2 separate regions of the Homo sapiens genome follow, and region 2 is linked to region 1. A link is a loop called in an ENCODE intact Hi-C map of the cell type or tissue named here. Cell type or tissue: heart right ventricle. All regions are shown on one strand. Each heading gives the region's core, and the rest is flanking DNA. Links, peaks and the distances in the headings are about the cores only. Region 1 has its middle 620 kb from the start of ZNF385D-AS2. Region 2 has its middle 310 kb from the start of UBE2E2-DT.

Region 1 (8,347 bases), core at 268-8,267:
AGAAGGAGCTCTTGTCAATGCTGAGGAACATGAAGGGCAGTGAACAGGGTCAACACACACCAGTTAAGGTACTCAGAAATTCTTTGAATCATTCCCAGTATATGCTCAATAAACATCTGTGGATGGACCAATTCTGTACAAACTTCATGCTGACAATAGTTCTTCCAGCAACTGTACATAATCCAGGTCCTCATTCTGCTGCATGGCTGTGGTTTACTCTGGCCATTCCTCTGCCAAATGCACAAAGAAGCCTCGTCAGGTAAAACTCTTCCAACTCTCTAAATGTAAATGACTGGCCTCCAGAGAGGTTATCTATCATGCATTATGAAGACAGCCCTAGACTTCTCTGTGAAAATATGGAACTATTATAAAGACACAGAAACCAAAGGGCATTATGTTTTTCACTTTCTTTTGTAAAAAGGGTCCCAAAGGAGGAGTGTGGGAGAAATAGAAAAGTCACAGAGGAGGTACAATCATAAGTATGATTATTTCCACCATATGTTTGCATTATTTCTACCATATGCCTAAACATATGGTAGAAATACCCATACTTATGATTATACCTTCTCTGTGACTTAGCGAAGAAACTGTCTTTATTTAAGTCTTTATGAAGTTGTAGTAATAGTTGGAGAAGCTTTCTCAATTGCTTTATTATAAAGAACAAAACTGGGAAGATACATTACCATAAAATAACATCAATTTATGGCAGTTATTAGAGGTTACCTTGCAGAATCAGTTACCAAAAAAAAAGAACCAAGAAATTTTGCACATTTAGTAATCATAACTAGAGATGTGATATCACCATCACTGGATGTCATTGTAAAGAAGCCTTTGAGCAGTCATTTCAAAAGTCATTATAATAAGCAGTTACTTTAAGGAAGCCATGAATATCCACCCACAGAAACAATGAAAAAACAATAATGCTACTGTTATGCATATGGATTATTGTAGCATACCATCATTATCTCAACTTAAAAACAGTATTCTTAGTCTGTAAAACTTGTAGATGAATCAAAAAAATGGCTTTAAAACTGATTTGTTAAATTGTTATCAAAACTGCCTGTAAAAAGTATGAATTTTTTTTTTTAATGTGAGATTGAAAAAAAGGGATGGGCTGGGCACGATGGCTTATGCCAGTAATCCCAGCACTTTGGAAGGCCAAGGTGGGTGGATCACCTGAGGTCAGGGGTTCGAGACCAGCCTGGCCAACATGGCAAAAGCCATCTCTCCTAAAAATACAAAAATTAGCTGTGCATGGTGGCGCACACCTGTAGTCCCAGCTACTCAGGAAGCTGACGCAGGAGAATCACTTGAACCTGGGAGGTGGAGGTTGCAGTGAGCTGAAATTGCACCACTGCACTCTAGCCTGAGTGACAGAGTGAGACTCCATCTCAAAAAAAAAAAAAGGATGTTCAAAATTGATGTCATTAATGTATATAATATTAAATATGCACATGTGACTAAGTAAATTAAATATTATACCAATATAATAAATTTATCTACATTATTTAAAGTTTTTATTTCCATGAGAGTGAGATATTTGTATATTTTGTTTACTTTTGGACCTCATGTGCATCAGACAGGAATCGACATATTGTGGGCATGCCGTAAATATTTACCGAATGAATAAATATAGTTAGTTTAAAACTTTTCTTTAATCTATTCACTAGGAAAAAAGTAAATTTCACAATAATAATATAGTCAAACATATGTGGTAATACCTTGTTTTTTTATATGAAACAAAATCTATATTTTTATTAATTTATATAGAGAGAAACAATTATAGATTCACATGCAGTTGTAAGGAATAATACAGAGATCCTTTGCACACTTTGCCCAGTTTCCTCAGATGGTAATATTTTGCAGAATTATAGACTATTATGACAATAAGGATATTAACATTCATATAATTCACTGATCTTATTCAGGTTTCCATTCTACTTGTTGAGTCTGAGACACGGATTCATGAAGGAACAAAAGTGAAAATAGTTTTGTATTAAATACTTTTGTATTTAATACTTTTGTATTAAAGACATGTTAATGCAGTCATTAGTAACAGCTGTGTAATTTTTTTCTTAATCACTCTTTAAAAATGTTAGTATCATCCTCAAAATGCCTAAGTTCTCTGATTAGAAACATATAGGATGAGCTGAACCTATTAAATCGATTAGGTAGAACATATATGCTTTTATAGGCAAATATTCAATAAACAGATAACATGAGCCCTTCAAAGTTTATTCTCCTCTATTGTTTTAACAAAGAACAATGGGCTTTTCTGCATTCATGGAAGCACTAGTTTGGAAATAATTCTGTGTTATGGGCTAGGCCTATCTGCTTGATCAAGTTGGAAAGATTGCCTGCTGACTAGTAAAATTAATGAAGTGAATTCACACTTGGGACTTTAGAGAAGAAGAAAATATTCTGATCTATAGTTTTCTCACCAATAATGAAAAAGGGGTTGAAGTGCTCTATAAAGACCATTTAGCTCTAAAATTTCTATACTTCTAAGCTACTTGCCAGCATTTCCAGTGCATATAAAATGAGATTCTTTACATAATTGGCTGGTTATGTCTTGTACCTTCAGTACTTACCCACTTAACATTATTCTTTACTGTGATATTTAAAAAGTTCCATAAGTAATTTCCACTAAAAGCCAATTATTACACACCCGCACTTACAAAAAGCCTGTGGCTCTCTCTCATATTGCACAAAGCTGCAAAGAGTCCTGACTGCCTTCTCCTACTTGTACAATTTAGTTAGCATGCTCTTCAGCTCCAGTAGTTGTCACAAAAATGAGCGAGGCTCAATTTCCACATAGTCACTGAAATGATCCTTTTCATGTTAAACTGCTTCCAGGGTGCCAGTCTGGAAGGCAGATCCTATGTATTGAATATCTAATTTTCCCCATGGAAAGTTCTGTGTACCATGGGGAATCCAGAAAAATAGGCACAGTCCTTGAGCAGTATATTCTGAGACTGGAGTTTCTCTTTTCATATTTGGGTCTCTTTTTTAGACTATCAGTAACATTAGTTACATAGAAAAATAAACAGGGAGAACGTTGCTTGGCATAATATGCTAGGGCTTTTACAGTAATAACTCTTGAATTACATGGGGAAATTGCACTAAATGAATTCTAGTGTCTCTTTCAACTGTAAAATTTCATGATACCATCCTTTTTTGCCATCTTAAATAATGAAAAAAAACTGATGTATCAATACATGAAGCTTCTTTCTCAGACCTTCATTCTTTGGCCATTATTTTTATATTAGTAATGCCTGTCATACCTTCTCTTTAGGTAACCTTCAAGACTTACATCAGGTTTGCCTTCTAACTACGTGTCAGGTCCAGATGGGTGATTCTTTCTCTTCTCTGTTCCCATAGCAAGGTGTACACACACTGATGCTGTAGCACTCTTCATGTGTTTTTTTGACAAGTTAGCTTTTTTCTCTTCATATAACATTTGTATACTCATAGTTTATCAATCGCCCAATAAATTTATGTTGACTGGAATTTTAGAAATATTGACACCTGGTACAAAATTTAATCGGAATCTCTCATTTAAGAATTCCATTCTACCTGACTATGTCAATATTTTTCACTGTTCTAGTTGATTTTAAGGCCATTTTAAATTAGTGGCCATTCATGAGGCACCATGAACTTCAACAACAGCAACTACAAACAGCACACGCAGTGAGTTAATGAGAAGAACCACCATCAACATAAGCATATCTACTAATTTCTTCCCAAGAAGAAAAACCAAATAGCAACTGTAAGAATGATTTTTTTAATCTTTTTAATCTTTGACCAAACTTTAATCTGTATACTCAATTATTGATTGGAAAGGTAAGTAGAAAAAACATAAATGTGGGGCTCCAACATATCAGAGTTCAAATTCTAGTTCTACCAATGACTGACCATGTGAAGTTAGGAATATTTAGGATCTCTAAGACTTTGCTTTCAGGTTAATAAAATGATAATTGTAATCCCTACTTTGCATAGTTGCACTCAAGATTTGAGGAGGTAAAGCTGCTGACAAACAGTAGGCACTCCTTAAATGATAGCTATGATGGCTATTTCTCAAATTGCTCTTAAAAGTTTACTTGGTTCTTGGATATTGTTTCAAGGAAGTGTGATCATAAATTATGGAAAATAAGACTTATCTATATTAATGCATTCTTTTCAGAGGATGTACATGCTGATCAAGTTTAAATGCATCTTAAATATTCAATAGATCTTTTGCTATTGCCATGCTACTCTTTTATAGCATTAAGTAATTATACTTTGAGATATTTAGATTTTTAAAAATAGAACAGTAATTAAACTCTTATCCATGCTGAATTCATTGATGAATAAGTTAAAATTCCAGGGACAGGCCGGGCGCAGTGGCTTATGCCTGTAATCCCAGCACTTTGGGAGGCCGAGGTGGGGGGATCACCTGAGGTCAGGAGTTTGAGATCAGCCTGGCCAACATGATGAAACCCGTCTCTACTAAAAATACAAAAAATTAGCTGGGCGGGGTAGCAGGCACCTGTAATCCCAGCTATTCGGGAGGCTGAAGCAGGAGAATTGCTTGAACCCAGGAGGTGGAGGTTGCAGTGAGCCGAGATATCGCACTGTTGCACTCCAGCCTGCGCAACAAGAGCAAAACTTCAACTCAAAAAAAAGAAAAAAAAAAACAGGGACAATCAAAGAATGTCAAGAGGTGGCTCTCTTTGGGGAACTGTGTCCTATCTGGCCAATCTTGCGGTAGGATTTCTAAAGAAAGTTTGAGGGAATATATGTCATTGTCTTTATGAGGCATGTTCCAATTCATCAGAAATTCGTCAGAATGAACTAAAAACTAACAAGCTGGTTAGCACAAGTTGAAGGTCATTTTCAAAATGGTTTAATTTCACCCGTATCAATAGGCAAGGTTTAAGTATCTGGTCCCTTCTTACCTCACCATATTAAGTAAAGGCTTTCTCTTCCAGTTTCCCACCCAAATTAAGCACATGTGAACTGTTGGCCATCAGTCAAATTTCTGCTTGTTCTTTGATGCACTTTTGAAACGTGATACATTTATCCCTAGAGAGGAAAAATTTGAATCCCTCCTGCCACTGTCACTTAGGTCAAAATTAAATTAATTATCTTTACCAAATACAGACTGTTATTTGCATGTTACTTTTTTAGTGAATAATATCACCAAGTAGCATCAACATAAAAACCTGAAGTCCTCCTAGATTCTTCTCTCTCTCTCTCTCTCAGCTTTTTCTCACCTAATTGATGAATGAATCTTGAACATTCTACTTCTTGTTCCTTCCAAAAATAAAGTGATGAGAAGACGCAAAGATAGCTACATGTAGAGATTGGGATGCCTACAAAAGGGGACACTGGCATCTATCTCTCTTTCTCCAGCCAGACATGTTCTGAATTGTTGAATAATGATTTCCATTGCTGCCATGCAATTTGCATGAAGCCTTATGACAAAGTTCTTGGGAAAAATAATGATGTGTGTTCCTTCAAGCTTGTAGGCAAACATGAATAATGAAACACTTACTTTCTCATGGTCTTCAGAATTCTAAAGGCCAAAAACTGAGTAGCCAGGAATAGTAGCATAAAAAGAAAAGACACTAATGGGAGCTGCACTTTCAACATTTGTTGGCAAATATATATATCACTTAAGGTGGCTGAATTTGAGCCATCTTGAATTCTCTCTAACAGGCTCTCTGATAGAGTGAAGAGTCTCTAGAAGTATGTGACAGATAACCAAGATAGGCCTGAGGAGAAATGGTGGGGAAGAAGGCAGGCATGGAAGACCAGCTCAACAGGGCATCACCCAAGTCAGGAAGTGTACAGTATACACAGCTTCATAAAGGGCTTCTAATGACCCACAGATGTATACCCAAGAAGGCCTGGGTTTACATGTGTATTGAGGCCATTGAACAATATTTTTGTAAGATTATAATTCTTCTCCACTTACTCCCCAACCTCCATGGTCCGTGTGTGGAACAGCCAGTAGCAGAATGGTACTAACAAGTTGAAGGAAGAGTGAAGAAAAAATCCATGTCTTCCTTTCATACTTAAGGTCCCAAAGTCAAGGGATAAAGTGACTTCTGGAGAAAAGAAATGCTTGTAATCAGGTTGAAAATGAAAGATTTTAGGTAAACTGGCTTGGGATTTTTAACACCTATGGAATCTACCCAAAAAACTACCCGTGGACCCGAAAGTATGATCCAACCAAATATGTTTAAGGACCTTACTTGGAGGAACAAGAAGCCATTTCTTACATATACCAATTCAAATTCAGAGTCTGTTCAATAAAATATTAGCTTCAACAATTATTGTTACTGTGGTGGTTGTGGTAGTGGTGGTGGTGGTTGTTACTGTTATTGCCAGTAGCGATAGCAGTAATATCTATTTCTTCTATGTGGTAAAATTTTTGAAGGCAGAAAATGCCTTTGGTTTGTAACCTTATAACTTAATGCAAGACCAAGTTAACTAATTTTTTAATATCTGCTTAAGTATCTCATGAGACAGGAAAATGTGAATAAATTTTGACCCTGCTTCATCCTTAACTTGTTAAAGAATAAAAATTCATTCAGTCACTCATTCACAAACATTTATCATATGCCTACTACATTCCAGAAAGTATACTAGACACTGGAGTACAATTATAAGCCAAAGAAATGTGATCCCTGACCCCATGGACCCTGTAGTCTACTGGGAAATTCAGGAAGTTACTGGGCACCTATATTACACAATAGGAACTGATATGAGGAAAGTCTATAGGAACACTTAGAAGGGACACTTAATTCACACTGTGATATGGCCACTGAACCTAAAATATTTACTACCTGGCCCTTATATAAAAAGTTTGCTGACCTCTGAGCTAGAAGTTTGGTTAGGCTAGAATGTCCAAGATGGCCACATTTATACATCTGGGAGTTGGTCTCAGAGTTGGGTTGCCTCCCTTTTCTTCTCCATGGCCTCTTATCCTTAAGTAGGCTTCTCCATGCTTCTTCCGAACATGATGCTTGCAGGATTTCAAGAGTGTGAAGGTACACTTGCAAGAATTCTCAGAACAACATCACTATAATCACTTCTATTGGACAAGGTAAGACTTAAGACCAGTCTGCATTCAAGGAGCTGGACAAATGAACTTTCTTATCCGTTAGTGGGAGGAGTAGAAATACTGTATTTATTCCCCTTTGCAATAGTAATTGTACTGTCAGCAGTGTTTCAATCATACTACATAAATTTTTATATGTTTGTGATTTTATTATCTTAACTATCTACCACATTCAAGAGTAAAGTTCTTGCATCTTGATTGGGGTATAATTACAAATGTGTATACTCGTGTAAGTTTTTTGTCCCTACTAACAAAATCCAACTTAAAATTATCCATTTAAAGGCTATTTTTGTCTATTTATAGCTTTCTGTTCACAATGGCTAACTTTTAACAAATATTAAAGTCTTATTTTCTTTCCTTTTAGTTTATATCTCAAATCATCATAAGGATTTTGGTTTCTTATGGAGAATACAGTCAAATTAATGGTTCTTGAACTACTGCTCAATTAAAACATCTACTGTTAAAAAATAAACAGAAAATCAGTGAGGATACAGAAAATCTGAATAACACCACCAACCAACTTGACTTAAATGACATATATAGAACACCCCACCACCAACAGCAGGATATATATTACATATTATTTTCAAGAACACACTGAACATTCTCTAGCGTAGACCATAGTCTAGGTCATGAGACAAGTCACTGTATTTGAGAGGATTTAAACCATACAGAGAATGTTCTCTGGCTACAATTTAATATAATCATGAGTCAACACCAAAAATAAAACTGAGAAATCTTCAATTATTTGGAAATTGAAAAACATAATTATAAATTACTAACAGACCAAGAAAAAATAACAGAAATTTTTAAATATCAAACTAAATATGAACACAATAATTAAATAAAAATCATATCAAATTTTATGGGATGCAGTTAAAACACTGCTTAGAGGAAACTTTATAGCTGTAAACACTACTCTTAATGGAAAAAAATCTAAAATCAATTATCCAAGTTTGCCTTTTAAAAAGGTAGAAAAAAAGAGAAAATCAAAGCCAAAGTAAGCCAAAGAAAATAATAAAGATCAAAGCGCAAATCAATAAAATAGAAAACAGACAGCAATGAAAAATTGATACAATTAAAATTTAGTTTCCTAAATTTTCTTTAAAAAGGAAAATTAGTAAAAGTTCACCTAAAATGACCAAGAAAAAGAATAACATCAATTACCAAAATTAGGAACAAAGTAGAGTTTTTCACTATAGAACACAGAGCTATCAAAATATTTATAAGACAATGTTA
Region 2 (8,347 bases), core at 69-8,068, 320 kb after region 1:
ATTCGGACATGAGAAGATTTTCAGGGGTTCCACAAAGCATCAGGATGCCAGTCTGTCCAGACAGCTCTGTGCAGGATAACAATTCTCACCTAATTCCTCCCTCACCTGGAAAAACGGGAAACACCAGGATGTAACTCCATGAAACAAATGAAAATCCATGTCAGGCACAGAGATAGAAAACATAAATCAAAAAGGTAACTATCTTTGCTTCCGTTGACAGAACAAATAGGTGATTTTCTCAATCTTGTTTAAGTGTGCTGATATTTAAAGAATGTAGATGTTGAGAAACACTGTAAGTATTTTTCAAAACTTTTGAGAATATTTTACTTTTATAGTAAAAAGTAAGTCTTTGGACGCACACATATTTAGGATTAAATCTTTGCTCTATGGCTTACTAGTTGCATGATAGGGGTAATTTGCATACTTCTTTTAAAACTCAGTTTCTTTTATTGTAAAAATCAAGATAACACTAAACAGTGAAAGGGAAAGCTTTCTGATGAACCAGATTATTACTCAGATGTCTGCAGAAAAGCTATGCCTTACTGTGAGGGAGGCTGGTCAGAAGGGTGGATGGGTGGGGACTCCGTAAGGCTGAAATGCACTGTGTCATTGGGCAGGGAGCTGAACTAGAGATGAAAATAAAACATAAACAAACTAAAAACTATAAAAGCAGCTCAAGACAATTAACTTTCTAGTTTATGTTAAAGGTCAGGCTTTTCCATCAGCCCTGCCTTAGCCCCTGGCACAGAGTTTATGGGACAAGAAGCAGAAGAGAGTGGGAAATAGAAAATGTTTTCAAAATACTTAAAAGCGTCAGTGAGATACATGCTCAGATTTCACTGGGATAAGTTACCTCAGCAGCCAAGAAAACCAAAACACTAAATGGGACCTAAAGGACTTTAGTTTGAAACACATCAGGGATATCTCCCAAATACACAAGTATCCACAAAGATGATGTCAAAAATCACACAGAAATGGAGAAGCTGGGATGGCTGGAATTCAGCTGGTGCTAAACTTAGGGATCAATGCTTAATCATGTTTATCCTGACTATATCAAACTGGTCAGATGTAGGATAATGTATTTCATATGTATATAAGACTTCTAGCACTTTCTAAGAATACTACTCAGCACCCCCCTCTTAGGAACTGCCTCTCTCCACCATCAGCATAATCAAATCCAGAGCTGCAATCTTAATACAAAGTGACCTCAACAACTGGCCCCAGGAGTGGCTGCCTTGGCAAGCTGAGCTAATGGATTTCTTCTCCAGGACCCTTGGGCTTGAGATGATATAAAGCTTGAGAAGAGTCTTTGGTTGTTCTGATATTTCATGTTTCCCACTGTGAGAGATGAATCTGCATGGAGTGAGACACAGAGGTAGGGACCTAGCAGCAAGTCCCTAGTTCCAGATGTCTGAAGCCCAGCTGCACCCCTGTCTTCCCAACACTTTGCTGTTCAGGTCTTCTTTCGACTCCTCTGAAGCCAGACATCCTAGCTTTGAATCCCAGCTCCACTTACACAGTAGACTCTGTGGCATGCCACCAAGATCCCCCTTCAGAACTAAAGAAGATTGATTCTCCCAGCTGTTGGGAGTGTTGCCAGCAGACTGCTGTCAGCTGTCAGCCCCCTCCGGGAACCGTCCTCTACTGAAGAGAACTGCCTGACTCTTCAGGGATAACTTCCATAATATTTTATATTCTTTGTGTCCCAATTCTAAAAAAACAATGCAGGGCCATCCCTGTCCCAGAACTCTCCATGGAGCTGCCAGAAGCCTTTGTTGAGACTGCATCACATCCCGACTTCTCCCTCTGCCCATTCCTGTTTCCTGTTCTTCCCCCAAGGTGTTGACCCTAGAAACACTCCCTCATATACTTCCCACATGCAAATGTCCAAACCAGAGTCCACTTCTCAGAGCACCCAACCTGCAACAACTAACTTGTAGAATCTTGCAAGTCACTGAACTTCTCTGTGCTTCAGTTTCATCATCTATTAAGTGGGGATAATAATATAACCTACTTCATAGTAATATCATGGGGATTAAATGAATTAATATATGTAAAGTGTTTAGAACAGAACAGCATTGATACATGATAAGTGCTATTTTATTCTCTGTTATTCTTATATTTAGTATTATTTTTATTACTACTATATAGCAAGTTAAGTCTTATTTCCCTTTTATACAACTTACATTGATTAAGATTGGACAAGTTTCTAAGGGATCCTAACTTTGAACACAAAGAAGTTCAGGCTTACAGGGTCCCTGAATCAAACATTTATTTCCCTTTTGACTTGGTTCATTAAGAGTCCAAGCATGTAGGCCTTTAGGGTTCACAGAAGAAGATTCATTTATTGACTCAAGCTTGTGCCTGAGAAAGGGCGACAGGGGTTAGCTGTGGAGCCTGGTTTTTGCCAATCTGTTGTTTTTGTAAGTGCTGCTTTGTACTTCTGCCCAGAGGTGCTGGTGATGAGTGTGTTGCTATAAAACTAGACATAAAACATGTGAAATGGAGCCTAAATCATAAAGACAAAAATTGTAACAGCAGGTTAGATTTTATGGCTTGAATTTGTCTTAAATTGGCATATATAGCATTGCTGCTGGGATCCCTTGAAGTGGCATATGCAAATCAAAGGTAAATATGTCCCAGACAATTAAATATTGTTCTACAGTGAGATCAATATTGATAACTGAGCAGTAACCATAACTCTTGATGAAAGGATAAATTTCGTTTTTATTATTCTGTTGTGAAAGATAATTCTACTGTGAAAAATTCTGTTGTGTTCACCTAGAAAGTGATTAACTAATTGAATATCTCAATAAATATTTCTTATATATCCAAAGCATAATGGAAATTCTTTTAGGAAATGAAGATTGTTTTAGGAAAATAGGTGACATCTGGACCACCCAGAACTTGCCCTCTGTGCAAGTTAATGCCTTTTTTAGCTATGAGTCCTAATGTAACAACAGGGCAAGGGAAGGAAAGTGGAGAATCAAAAAAGGCTACCTGGCCATAGAAAACAAGAGGTTGCCCTGGACCCGCTTCTCTAGTCACTTAGCCCAGCACCATGACTTTTTAAACCATCTCTATGTCGGTAATTCCCAAATCTGCATCTAGGTCCTCTCCCGTGAAATATGGGTCTCCTATCTAAAGCTCTACTTGGATGTCAAATAAGTATCTCAAATATTGAATGATGCTTGATTTTTCCACTGAAAAATCTGCTTCTCCCTTGGAGTTCCCCATGTTTGTAAATGACCTCAGCTTTCTTCTGGTTGCTCAACAACAACAACAAAAAAACAAAAAAAAAACTAGAAGTTATCCTTGATTCTTCTTTTTCCTGACTTAATCTTTAAATATATCCTGAATGTGTGTGCTACTTTCCACCTTCACCACCACCACCCTAGTCCAAGCCTCCACATCACTCTCTGCTACGATCCTCCAGCCTCTCCCATGATGGCTTTTTTTCTGTCGCTCAGCTCCCAGTTCTCTGCTCTTCACACTAATCATAACATATCATTTCTACCTCCATGCCTCTGTGTGATCTCTTCCCCAAGTCTAGATTGCTCATACCCCTGGTCCACACACAGCTCTTCTTGACACTCAGATCCTCAACAGTGACTTTCCTGACCACCCAAACTAATAAAGATACTAGAAACTTTTCTCATTCTCCCCCCACCACCTTTTTTTGAGACGCTTTTTTGGGGTCTCACTCTGTTGCCCAGGCTGGTGTGCAGTGGTGCAATCATGACCCACTGCAGCCTCAACCTCCCAGGCTCAAACAATCCTTCCACCTCAGCCTCCTGAGTAGCTGAGACTACAGGTGCATGCCACCAAATCAGTTAATTTTTGTATTTTTTGTACTGACAGGGTTTCACTATGTTGCCCAGGCTAGTCTCAAACTCCTGGACTCAAGCAATCCACCCCCATCAGCCTCCCAAAGTGCTGGGATTACAGGTGTGAGCCACTGCACCCAGCCACATGTCCCCTTTTTTTTAATGTGTTGCAAATCCCTCATCACTATCTGATAGGTTTTTATTGTTTATTTATTCAGCTATTTATTGTCTGTCATGAACATACATACATTTTTATGAATGTACGTCATAAGAGAACAGATAGGGGGCTGAGGTGGGAGGATCACTTGAGCCTGGGAATTCAAGACCAGCCTGGGTAACATAGGAGACTCCATCTCAAGAAAAAAAAAGAGAGAGACCTTGCCTGTCTCTGTCCCCATTGGATATCCAAAAGTAGGGGCTCAGAAAACATTTGTTGAATTAATGAATGAGTGGTAATAACCAAATATTGGAAAATCAAGTCAAAAACAAGACCAAACTGATAAGGGAATGCATAGATTAAGTAAAAGTCTACCATGTTCTGAGTGCCATGTTACTCATTTTTATATATGCTAATTTATTTAATCTAACCATCATCTATCTGAAGTAGATTATATTGTGATAATCTCACATTTTTAAGTCAAAGAAAAAAATGCAAAGAAGTTAAGTATTTTTCCCAAGTTCAAACTAGTAAAACACAGCAAGGCTAAGTGTGACTTTAAAACCCAGCTCCTTCCAACAATCACATTGGTTTGCTATCAGATCCCAAGTCTTCACTCATTTCCCTTCATTACTGGTAATGAGAAGTAGGTATTCATGATTCAAATAATCTTTTTCATTTATACTCTGGCAAAATTCCTCTGATTCTAGTTATACTTCATGCAAAGAATCTACCATGAGATTACTTATCAGGTAGTGAAAAGATTTGTACAATAATAAAAGTGTAACAATAAATATATATTTCATATTTACCTTTGGAAAAAAAATACATCTTAGCTCATTAGACTAAATTGTCAGTTATCTGAAGCTTATAAAAGGATAGCCTGGATTCACACTGTCTCACACACACACACACACACACACACACACACACACACACACTACTATTGCTTCCCTGATTAACTTCGTGGCTTCACTGAAATGTAGAAAACACACGAGATTTTTACAAACAGTATTATTTTTATACTTTGGCCCACTACATATGAAAAGAGGGGATTGTACCAGATGGCCTCTGAGATCCCTGCCAGCTCTCGCCTCCCAGGAATAAACAAGCAGAGTGGGAAGAACACAGGCTTTGAAGTAAAACAGACCCAAATTGTAACAGTGAACCTCTCAGAACTTTTATTATTCTGTAAAATTAACATAATAAATTTACTTCTCAGAGTGGTTATAAAGACTGGTAAGGCACTTAGTACAAAGACTAGTGCGCCCATATTTTTATATGGTCGCCATTATGATTGTTATGAGTTAAGTTGTGTCCCCTTAATAAAGAGATGTTGAAACCCTGACATCCGATGCCTCAAAAATGTGACCTTATTTGAAAATAGGATCTTCATAGAGGTAATCAAATCAGAATGAGGTAATTAAGGTAGGCCCTAAATCAATATGATTGATTAAAAGGGGGAATTTGGATACAGAGACAGACATACACAAAAAGGGGAAATTTGGATACAGAGACAGACATACACAAAAAGGAGGAATTTGGATACAGAGATAGACATACACAGAGAGAATGTTGTGTGAAGATGATGGCAGAGATCGAGCCAAGGGACACTACAGATTGCCACCAAACCACCAGAGACAGGCTAGGCAAGAGGCATGGAACAGACTCTCCCTCACAGCCCTCAGGAGGAGTCAACCCTGCCCACACCTGGATCTTGAACTTCAGGCCTCTGGAACCATGAGACAATAAATTTCTATTGTTTGGGCCAGTCAGTTTATGGTACTTTGTTACAGCAGCCCTAGCAAACTAAGACAGGACTCTGAGTGACTAACTGTTCCTGGTGTATTTGTGTTGTTTTTCCACCTAGCAGTCAATGGTTTTGAAACTCTTTGACAGCAAGCTCAGCAAGAAAAATATTTTACATAGTCACAAAATATATATACATATATATGTATAAATGCTCACACACACACAATACTAGATAGATAAATAGATGATAGATAGATAGATAGATAGATAGATAGATAGATAGATAGATAGATAAAATGTTGCAGACTGTTACCTTAAATGCACTCTGATATTTTCTATTCTGCTATTTTTAACCTGGTAGTAGCGCACTAACTTGATTTCACCACCACTTAAGAAGCACTAAGCTGGACTACAAACTCCTTCAGAGCATGAACACACCTCTCTTTTCTTAGCCTCTACCCAACACTGGACATGTAATAGTCAAAGAAACACTTCATGATTGACTTTTAAGGCCAAGACTTATATGATGCCTTTTTTATGTCACTACTTTGAGCTCTTTTCATAAATCTATACCAAAATATTCAATGTCCATGGGAATTCTTGAGTAACTACCAGAAAAGCATGTGGCAATGACTGGTGAATATTCCTAGATCAAATCATATCATGATAAAAATATATGTTGGATGTTTCTTTAATACACAGATTACTTTTATCCTGGGTGGTATTAGTTTTTCCAAGGGTGCTGCTGTTCTGCATGCTGGTTATAAACCCCCAAAATTAGTATATGTAAATCAAGGTTGCTTTTAACCATAAGAAAACCTGTGATTTTCATCAGATGTTATACATATTGGGAAGGGAAAAAGAAGTTGCTTCAATATTTTATATCATATTGCTGCATATTAAAATGAATTATATCAAATAAATATTAAATAATAAGTGATAAATGCTTCTCACTGGTGAATTAAGATATTAGGCAATTGATGTGTTAAACTTTTGAGGATGTTTGTGGATTTATTAGTTATCTATGTTTATTCTCTTTATAAAATCTCAAAAATATAGTCCAATGTAAAAGCCACAGATAACTATTCAGTGCTTACTATATCTGCAAGAAACTATGTCCAATATAAAATTATATGAGATGAGATATCTACCCTCTAGGCCCTGCTTAAAATTTGGTTGAATTAAAAGACACAGGACTGGCCAGGCGCAGTGGCTCATGCCTGTAATTCCAACACTTTGCATGGCTGATGTGGGAAGATTGCTTGAGTCCTGGAATTCGAGACCAGTCTGGGCAAGATAGCAAGACTCCATCTCTACAGAAAATTTCAAAAATTAGCCAAGCATGGTGGAATGTGCCTATAGTCCCAGCTATTCAGGAGGCTGAGGTGGGAGGATCATTTGAGCCTGGGAGGTCGAGGCTGCATTGAGCTGTGATCGCAATGCTGCACTCCAATCCAGGCAACAGAGTGAGACCCTGTCTCAAACAAAACAAAACAAAACAAACAAACAACAACATAGGACTACTGGACTAGGTGCAGTTTGACTGCAGTTACAGCCATGACTACCCATTTCTATCACCTCTCAAACCTCCACCACCACCACCACTATTAACTTAATTTCCAATGAAAGAAGTAGTCCAAGTAGAGATAAAACTGTCCCTTGCATTAAATACTCTGGCTGGGAGTTCTTCACCTGCCAAGAAACTTCAGCACCACTCCTCTCTCCCATGCACCCAACACCCTCAAGCCCCCACAGTAGGGTACATCAGTTTATGCTTCAAAATTTGCTCCTGATGCTATCAACCACACCAACAAGAAAATTCCCTTCCCTTCCCTCATCTGGGTACTCACAATGTGCTCAGCTAATCAGGTGTTTTTAAAATTTTTGAAATAAAATATTTTAATGCTATATTCCTACTCTGACCTTCCCCCATTATATTTCTCCTAATGTAGGTGGTATGGCAGTGGCTCTAGGCAATTCTGGAATCCAAAGAAGAGTTGAATTGGGGATGTATTTGGTTTGGATTAAGTGGGATCTATTCATGTGATTCACAGTCAATATAGAGATAGCACAGTTAGTGTTCCAGTGGGAGAATGGCTTCGGAGAATTCTAGTGGCCCCTATGCTGACTCAGCCAGTGTCATAACATCAAACTGCAGGGCCAACCATTGCATCACAATATGACAGGGCCTATGATATCCAGCACCAGATGTACATAGGTACTGAAGGGAAGACGAGTATTGACATGGAAGGAATCAGGAGGTGATCTGTTAAAAAATTATTTTAAATTTTACTTCCAATATGAAAGAAATTTTGCCAAGTCTGACAACCCCAAAAATGTACATATCACTACCAATAACAAGTTGAAAATTGAAAGAAACTTTAAAATAAAGAACAATGAAAAATAAACATTGCCGATCGTTCCAGAGGAAATGCTAACTTATCTTTCTATTCTCTTTGAACAGGTGATCCAAAGACTATGCAGGCAAAACATGAAAGAAAAAAATCTAGAAGTGGATCAGGAAGTAGCCCAAGAACAGTCAATAGAGCAACCTAATGGCAGGAGATTCCAGAAAAACGCCCAAAAAAGTCCTTTCTGGAGGAAGAGTTTG

The links. A loop is a pair of places that touch in the nucleus more often than their neighbours do. Peaks named below come from ENCODE experiments on the same cell type or tissue, not always from the same donor. Only the 100,000 strongest peaks of a DNase experiment are listed, where the experiment ranks them.
Region 2: a loop joins it to region 1, with 2.6 times the contacts of the local background. A loop is called at or near these places in 28 of 110 quality-filtered maps.

The regions. Positions count from the first base shown.
Region 1 is chr3:22,571,049-22,579,395 of GRCh38, forward strand. No RefSeq gene overlaps it. Among named protein-coding and RNA genes, the nearest start is that of ZNF385D-AS2, 620 kb to the left of the region's middle. In heart right ventricle, for the core only: no CTCF peak of the experiment used is centred there; no DNase peak of the experiment used is centred there.
Region 2 is chr3:22,892,629-22,900,975 of GRCh38, forward strand. No RefSeq gene overlaps it. Among named protein-coding and RNA genes, the nearest start is that of UBE2E2-DT, 310 kb to the right of the region's middle. In heart right ventricle, for the core only: no CTCF peak of the experiment used is centred there; DNase peaks (open chromatin) are centred at 1,562 and 5,062.